2 separate regions of the Homo sapiens genome follow, and region 1 is linked to region 2. The links are chromatin contacts, found by Hi-C or POLR2A ChIA-PET in ENCODE. All regions are on one chromosome and are shown on one strand. The core of a region is the stretch at or near the end of the contact, and the rest is flanking DNA. Distances in the headings are between cores, read along the strand shown.

Region 1 (4,591 bases), core at 582-3,081, 190 kb before region 2:
ATTCCTTGAACACACTCCAAGTACTCCTGTAGCCCTTCACCTTCACTCCATCCTGTTACTGAGGACAGCTCTCCTATTGGGTGACCTACAAAGCTAACTTACAAAGAAGTCCAGGGTATCTGTATATACCTTACTAACAAGGACGTCATGAGAACATTAAAGAACCATTGCTACAGGGTAGGTGCTAAACAATTACAGAATACTGATAACCCTGCATGGATTTGGCTTGTTCTACCCACCACCTGTTTTCAACAAGGCATTCCCAGGCCTCACAGAAGGCCGAGTAGGCACACATTACCACTACGGGACAGGCTTGCCTCTGGGACACACTTCTTAGTGGCAAAACTGTCACCAGATTTCTGGATTCAGCCCCAAGCTAGGGAGTCTTTAGGGTGTGCGGGTCCATCTAATCTGAGGCAAGTATTTCCAACTCCCATTCCTGGACACCGCCCTGGAGGACTCATACAGCCAGTTCACAGTTGTGGCCACTTGCACTGGTGACCAGACTATCTTTGTTCAACCTTCATTCTTCTGTGGCATTCATATTTTATTCAGAAATAAGTTTCCAAATTACTCTCCAGAGTACCTATAAAAGCAGACTTTGCAATAGTTCCAGGAATCAATGTAGAACAAAAGCAATGCTTTCAACTTTTGAATTTCCTGCTTATCCCTAAAATCAACAGCTGGGCAGCCAAAAAGTTGGGGGTGGAGGAGTGGGGCCTAGAAAGATCAGGTCGGGGCTCTATATGGGGAGTTCTGTGCACCCAGAAAACCTCAAGCCAATCTTAGGAGTTAATCAGAAGGTGGATGGCTGGGAAGTCAAAGCTCTGATGTTTTACAAGTCTTTGATGAGAGTGAATAATGTTCCCATCATTGCTAGGGATGAATCAGAAAAGAGCTTGGCCTAAAAATAGCCAGGGACTTCCTTAGGGATTGAGAGGAGGTAAAAGCAAGGTGGGCGAAGTCTCAACCTTCGAGACAAGAACTTTGAAATTATTTTCTTTCAATTGAGCAGGGCAAGTTCACCTCCCCCGCGCCGACCCCCTAACCCGCCCGCCCCATCTCTACGCCAGCCCTACCCCTTCTCCCCTTCTGACCGCTTTCTCTCCTCTGTGCTCTCCCCTATCTCTCTTCCGGCAGAATCCAATGGCCAGGCTGGGAGAAGGCAGAAAGTGCTTGGCGGATGGTAGGCATGGAAGAAGGCTGGGGGCTGCGGCGAGGTGGGTGGAGGGGAGGGAGAGAAGTGGCAAGGCAGTGAAGGTAAGAGGAGGACAGAAGAGATTCTGAGAGAAGGAGGATACTCAATTTGTCATTCTCATTCTCCCTACTGGAAAAAAGAAAAACTGAATTAAAAGTTACATAACTTTAAAAAACTACTTCCATCTCCGGAATACCTCTCTGAAGACAGCAGCGGCCACACCTCACCACTAGGATTCCTAAAGCGCCTCGGGGGTCAGAGGGGTTGGAGGACCCCAGGGGCTGGGGAGGGGACTGCTCGGGCCGAAAGGTGTCGCGGTGACTCGGCTCCATTCAGAGCACTCGAGCGCGCCCCACCCTCGCTCGGCGCCGTCGACGCCCCGCCTGACTGGAAACCCGAAACTCGCGGGTGCCAGGCCCGGGTCCTACTACTGTCCCGCCGCCGGCAAGTTAGGGCCAGCGCCAAGGGGACCTTACCTCGGCCGGGGGGACCTCCTCGTCCAAAGAAGGGAAGACCTTGTCGGCACCATTGAGAGGCGTGTTCTCTTCTGGCTGCCGCTCGAGCACCGAGAGCTCCAGCTCGTCTACTGGCTGTGAGGGTTGGGCCAGGTCCATGTGCCGGCAGGGAAAGTCTGAGCGGCTCCGCGGGAGGCCACAGCGCCGGCGAGTCGAGCGACCTCCCCGCCTCACACTCCACCCACTGGGCGGGGCGTCGCGGACCTCGGGCGGCGGGAGCGGACCGGAGCGGACAGGAGGGGCAACTGTGAGTGGCGGCCACTCCCTGGATCCCGCGGGGTAGAGCACCTGAGGCCGTGCCGGAGTGGGCTCCAGAGCCGAAGGCTGTTTTTCTGATTTGTTCAGGGCGCTGCCTGCTATGCCTTTCCCCGCGCCTGCAGATGCAGACCATCTCCGTTTAGGGGCTGCCTGGGTGCCGGGCTGTGGTAAGGAAAGGGTGGGCCCGGCAGCACCGTCCAACGGAGAAAAGTTTGCGATCTAACCCTACGAACTGTTGGTTGTTGGGGTTTGCCACAGTCCTCGCGGCCTAGCAAAAGTGCATTCATTCAATCAACAAATAACCATGCCTCGTGCCAGCATGGTGCTAGGTTCTGAGTGCATGAAGGTGAATAATATACACCAACACACTTCCTCGCAAGTCCAGAGTCAGGCACAGAGACAGTATTGTGTGGTGCTGGGGACAGCGGACTCTAAAACCAGTGTACCTGGGTTATTCTCCACCCAGAGGGTTCCTCACTGTGAGACCTCGGTCTTCATCTCTCTGTGCCAACGTCCTCATCTGGAAAGTTGGTGTAATATTTGTACCCTCCTAAATGTAGTTGTTACCAGGATTACAAGGGTTGTTGTAAGCAAAGCACTCAGAACAGTGATTGACACAGCAAGCACTCATAAATGACCATTATTATTTATCTTTGAGAGGAGGGGCCTTACACACACACACACACACACACACACACAATGCACGCGCACACACAATCTCCTTGACACCCTATCTGTAGTTCAGAACTTCCGGTTTAGTTAGCATGGAATTATGTTTGTTAAGCACAGCATGGGTTGGGCCAAGGGCCTCAACTCTCAAGCTTCTGTTCCGAATAGTCTTGCTCCTTACTTCTCACCCTCCACGCAACACACACACACACACACACACACACACACACATTAAGACCAGACCATTAACAAGAAGCATATAAATCAGCTCCACTCCAAATATGTTGACTTGAGTCCAAAAGTCTGGCATCTTCAGTACCTGATGTTGAGACACAGCCTAGATATCCTGTCTCCAGCAGTCTGATGCCTGCTACCAGATCCCCTGAACTTTGGATCCATCTGCCTGCTAAGGGGAGTCTGCAGTGACTCATCTGCTGACCTGCACTGACTTCTGCTCCAACAGGTGGATCTTGCAAGAATCAGGCTGCATTCTCAGCTGGGATTTTTGAACAGGTTTTTTAACCAAGGAGCAAGGGTTAAGGGAATCAACAAGGCATGGTGACGTACCCAGGGACTAGCAATAGCGAGAAGCTGTTAACACTCCTAGGCCTAAAAGGGACTGGAGACTGATAAAGAACTAGAGCCATTGAAGGGTGTGGGAATTTGCAGGGAGGTCTTGATAGGATCTGTAGTCACGAAAACATGCAGACCTGACTGGAAGCACTGACACCTCTCAAACTTCTGATTCTCCCCACCCCCATCCTTACCCAGGGTCCAGAAAACTTTTCTCATAGTTCCCTTATTTGATTGCAGAAGTTCATCCTAAATGTGAGATTTTTTTCTCACTTCAGATGGATAGTAGCTATCTCCATGCCTGATTTCTCCATGCACAGATACCTAAAGCCTCCCTCACTCCCCCAGAGAATCAAAAAGCAACTGTTCCTGTCTCAAGCACACCCTAAACCACATCTTCTAATGCCTTTTGAGTACTGTTAAGCAAGGTTTATATACTCTGTAATTAGATTTAAATGCATTTCTATAATTCCATATGCCTAACCCTTGTTCTCATGTTACAGTGGAAGGAATATAAGTTCTGAAGGCAGACAGAACTAGGATCAAATTTAGACTCTCACTATCTGTGTGTTCTTGGGCAAGCTGTTCAATGTCTGCTTGTTTTCTTATAAAATGATTCCTACCTAGCAGAGTCAGGAAGATTAAGGTAAAGAATTTATTCCTGTGCCTGAAAAATGAAAGGATCTCAGTAAATGCTCCATTACATTCCCTGACTGTGTCTTTGTGGCTAATACCCACTCTCCCCCGACCCTTAGCACCCAGCACTAACCCTTGATTCAATATGTTTTCTTTTGATATTGGTTTTTCTTCCTGTGCTGTCCTATTTTCCTGATCACTGACACTTGCTGACACCTCCCATATTACCTGAACTAAATTCTTATTTGCAACCTGTTCCTGTTCCTGTTAACTGCAAATTTCTTAATCTCCAGACAGCTGACCTAGAATGCAGATGAGAGTCCCAACCCTACCTGAAGACTTTCTTCATCCTGCCAGTTTCACTCCACACTAAGGATTCAGAATAAGTTAGGAAGAGGTGTTTCTCCCTAGAGGTACAACCAAGTTTAGATTAAACGAGTCTGATGAAAGTCAAGAATTTGTGAATGAGGAACCAAACTCTACCTAGATTTGTTTTTGTAATTCCTTCAGAATTCATTTACATAAGGGTGGCTTTTTAAATATACTATTATTTCAAAAATAGATTTCTTTAATATAATTTAAAATTATTATTGACTCAATTGCTTTAGTTTGTTTGAAGTGTCTAATTTAAGTAACATTAAAAAATTAAAACATACTTATATTTGCTGACCAATATAAGATTTTTGATGTTGCTTTTTTTTAATAGTACTTGCTCTTCTTTTTAAATCCTTTTTAGAAGCAA
Region 2 (4,549 bases), core at 876-3,375:
TAACTCAGAACCCTGTACATTATATGGGGAAAAAAACAGAAGACTCTGAAAGGTGGAAAAAGGCAGACTGGGGACCCAACGAAACACACAGAAGTGTGTCTCTGGGATTTCCCTTTGCCTCATGTATCCTAGTCTTAAACCTGATGAACCAGTGACTGCAACAACCTGCCCAATTTCCACAGAACTCTGCTGAGTGAACAAAGCCAAACCCACAGGTTACATGCTATATGGTTATATTGTGAAATGATAAAATTATAGAAATGGAGAAGAAATCAGTGGTTATGGGGGTTAAGGAGAAGGGAAGCTGGTATGGCTATAAAAGGCCAACATGAGAGACCGTTGTGGTGTTAGAACTGTTCTGTATCTTCACTGTATCAATGTCAATATCCTAGCTCTGACATTGTCCTATAGTTTGGCAAGATGTTACCATTGGAGGAAACTGGGTAAAGGATACACAGGATCCCTTTGAATTACGTCCTATGATTGCTTGTGAATCTCCGATTATTCAACATAAAGAGATTATTTTGTTTAAGTGACTTCTAATAAGCACCTTCATAACTAGCACATTGAGATGGCTGAAACAAAAGAAAAAGTGCTGGATGTGTTACCCTTGTAATGCTTGTTTTGGATTTTTTTTTTTTTTTGAAAAATCAATTTCCAACTTTAAGAATATTCTCTACAGCAAATATTCCCATAATCTTTTCTCAAGCTGGGGAAGAGAAATTCACATTATAAGAATTAGCCAGCGCAGCCTGGACGCGGTGGCTCACACCTATAATCCTAGCACTTTGGGTGGCCAAGGCAGGCAGATCGCCTGAGGTCAGGAGTTCCAGACCAGCCTGGCCAACATACGTGGCGAAACCCCGTCTCTACTAAAAATACAAAAATTAGCCAGGTATGGTGGCAGCTGCCTGTAATCCCAGCTACTTGGGAGGCTGAGGCAGGAGAATTGCTTGAACCCTTAGGAGGCGGAGGTTGCAGTGAGCTGAGATCACGCCACTGCACTCTAGCCTGGGCAACAGAGGGAGACTCCGTCTCGGGGCGGGGGAAGAAAAAAGAATTAGCCAGCACAATCACTAAACCTATTAGCTGATGATAAATTTTTAAAATGGTAGCTCAATAAATAGCTTTTAAATTTAGATATACTAAGCCAGGCATGGTGGCTCACGCCTGTAATCCCAATAGTTTCAGAGGCTAAGGGGAGCAAATCACTTGAGGCCAGGAGTTCGAGAACAACCTGGCCAACATGGCAAAACCCTGTGTCTACTAAAAATACAAAAATTAGTTGGGCATTGTGGCATGCACCTGTAATCCCAGCTACTCAGCAGGCTGAGCCGAGATCATGCCACTGTACTCCAGCCTGGACAACATAGCAAGACTCTCCTCAAAAAAAGAATAATAAATAAATATAGATATACTAAGTAATTTGACAACAAATATGGGGACCACTTTTACCAGAAACAATCAATAGTCCTCCTTCACTTAATGTATCTCCATATAAATAGATAGATAGATAGATAGATAGATGGATAGATAGATAGATTTTTTTTTTTTGACTGAGTTTCACTCTTTTGCCCACGCCAGACTGCAATGGCTCGATCTCGGCTCACTGCAACCTTCACCTCATGGGTTCAAGTGATTTTCCTGCTTCAGCCTCCGAAGTAGCTGGGATTACAGGCATGTGCCACCACGCCTGGCTAATTTTGTATTTTTTTAGTAGAGACGAGGTTTCACCATGTTGGTCAGGGTGGTCTCGAACTCCTGACCGCAGGTGATCTACCTGCCTTGGCCTCCCAGAGTGCTGGGATTACAGGCGTGAGCCAACACGCCTGGCCTCCACTCCTATATATTTGTTGGTCTTGATATATTTTCAGTTTTTATTTAGTTTATATTTCTTTCTACAAATTTTATTTATGATCTTTATTTCTTATTTAAGAAACAAGTGTTCATATATTTATTTATGATTTTAAAAAAGAATGAGACTTCTTCTATAACTGACACAGGGGCATACAGGGCCTCTTTTTAGTCCAAGTTGCTTTCTATATTTCAGCGTTTAGCCTGAGAAAGCTGAACCATGTGAAGAGTCAGAACATACATCTCTCAAATTCTTTAATGCATGGCACCATCAAGAGGCAATAGCTTGTACTGCTACTATAAGAACAGAGGGTTTGCTCTCAAGAATGGACTACTGCAATATAGAATTTCATGAAGACTTTAGCTCTGTTTCCCCAATGTGAAGTCATTAGATTATTGCCAAATGCTAATTTTTCCTTCTCACTGCTTTTCTGCCCATCTCTCCAAGTGAAGAAGAAAGAAAAAAGGTATGACAACCGTTTTTTTTTTTTCACTCTCAGTTAATGGAGGACAATTGGCAGCCCAACTTTGCTAATGATTAATTCCTTTAATATTTAATCAACATATACACACATACAGACCCACACATACATACATACACACACACACACACACGCAAACCAGCAATTTGTAGAGAGAAAGTCCTTGCTTTATTCTCTAATGACCCAAGGTGATCTGATGACAGATAACATTTTTCTTTATATTACCCAGTGACAAAAAATGTACTTACTTTAAGGGCTAATATCCAGAATCTACAATGAACTCAAACAAATTTACAAGAAAAAAACAACCCTATCAAAAAGTGGGCAAAGGATATGAACAGACACTTCTCAAAAGAAGACATTCATGCAGCCAACAAACATACGAAAAAAAAGCTCATCATCACTGGTCAGTAGAGAAATGCAAATCAAAACAACAATGAGAAACCATCTCACACCAGTTAGAAAGGCAATCATTAAAAAGTCAGGAAACAACAGATGTTGGAGAGGATGTGGAGAAATAGGAACACTTTTACACTGTTGGTGGGAGTGTAAACTAGTTCAACCATTGTGGAAGTCAGTGTGGTGATTCCTCAGGGATCTAGAACTAGAAATACCATTTGACCCAGCCATCCCATTACTGGGTATATACCCAAAGGACTATAAATCATGCTGCTATAAAGACACATGCACATGTATGTTTATTGCGGCATTACTCACAATAGCAAAGACTTGGAACCAACCCAAATGTCCAACAATGATAGACTGGATTAAGAAAATGTGGCACATATACACCATGGAATACTATGCAGCCACAAAAAATGATGAATTCATGTCCTTTGTAGGGACATGGATGAAATTGGAAATCATCATTCTCAGTAAACTATCGCAAGAACAAAAAACCAAACACCGCATATTCTCACTCATAGGTGGGAATTGAACAATGAGATCACATGGACACAGGAAGGGGAATATCACACTCTGGGGACTGTTGTGGGGTGGGGGGAGGGGGGAGGGATAGCATTGGGAGATATACCTAATGCTAGATGACGAGTTAGTGGGTGCAGCACACCAGCATGGCACATGTATACGTATGTAACTAACCTGCACAATGTGCACATGTACCCTAAAACTTAAAGTATAATAAAAAATAAATAAATAAATAAAAATAAATCCAAAAAAAAAAAAAAGAAATAGTGCTGTTTACTTAGAGAATAGATTGCTAATTTAGGGAGTGGGTAGCATCGTCAATCTACTCCTGTGCTGTCAAATATATTATACCTAATTTCACCTGGATTTTTTTTTTTTTGCTTACCTTAACATAAAAAAATTTAAAATGACATTCATGGCTCACATCATATTTCTGAGCTAAATCTGATAAACCCTCCAAACAAGGTAGGAAAGTTAAAAAAAAAAAAGGTAGAGAATTGACTGGCTATTTTAAACATTAGGGAAATTAAGAAAAGGCTCCACAGCAAAAATTCAGCTTAAGGCTTAGGCTGAATCTGAAGATTAAATCAACTTATGTACCTGACAATGGCCATTCTAGCTCAGAGTATAGGAAGAGAGCCATTGTTTCTCAAGATCCTTTCAAAAGTCTTGAGCCACTAAGTTTATTGGGTTGGTAAACAAACCTCTCACACCATCTGCAATTTAGCTGGCTTCTTCCAGCTAGTGCAGCCATTTTTTTAATAAATTAAAATTATACTCAGGATGTAGCAAATGGAAGGGCCACATCAGGAAGGAGATTCAAGTAAGACTGGAGGACAAAATAGTTTTCAATACTTAAGTTTGCCTTCACATTTCAAAGACATTCTTCTAAAAAAAAAAAAAAGATTAATACTATGACTAAGCAACAATAAGCATGCTCTTAACATTGTCCATTCTGCTATTCAAACAAAAAATATTGTCAAACTTATAATATGGCTCAACATAGCCAAAAAGGTCTGAATGCCCAACTTATTTTGGGGGGGTGGTCAGGACTCACTAGGAAATAGAGACAGCAAGAAGCAAATAGAGAAGCAAAAATCTACATGTGGAGTCACTTTGACCTGACAACGCTCACTAGTCTTGGGTTCCTAAACAATTTTTCCTAATTACAACATTAAATAATACCAACCTGTTTATTTTCTGGTCTTTAAAATAGCATCTGCATCTGACCACGTTTCAGAGATTAGAGAACATATAAGTTTATTTTATAAAATACCAAAAATCCT

The links. Hi-C counts contacts between places; a loop is a spot of excess contacts on that map. ChIA-PET counts read pairs that join two places held with the same protein, here RNA polymerase II (POLR2A). Pooled maps may share reads with other maps.
Region 1: a pooled map shows a loop between it and region 2 (2.1-fold over the local background). The contact joins the promoter of C3orf52 here to the enhancer-like site in region 2. A Hi-C loop is called at or near these places in 1 of 168 maps with a recorded cell type or tissue (mammary epithelial cell) and 1 of 50 pooled maps. POLR2A ChIA-PET finds 5 or more read pairs at or near these places in 2 of 52 experiments (PC-3 and activated CD4-positive, alpha-beta T cell).

The regions. Positions count from the first base shown.
Region 1 is chr3:112,083,629-112,088,219 of GRCh38, reverse strand. It overlaps C3orf52 (chromosome 3 open reading frame 52), which reads right to left and starts at 1,831. Exons shown (of 6, transcript NM_024616.3): 1 at 1,675-1,831. The coding sequence starts at 1,812. RefSeq lists silencers at 1,917-1,966, 1,987-2,036, 2,087-2,136 and an enhancer at 1,653-2,169.
Region 2 is chr3:111,892,852-111,897,400 of GRCh38, reverse strand. All of the region lies in intron 2 of PHLDB2 (pleckstrin homology like domain family B member 2), which reads right to left. Among named protein-coding and RNA genes, the nearest start is that of PHLDB2, 36 kb to the right of the region's middle. Within about 2 kb of position 2,125, at least 2 of the 41 ENCODE cell types and tissues checked have a DNase peak (open chromatin) inside an H3K27ac peak, as active enhancers do.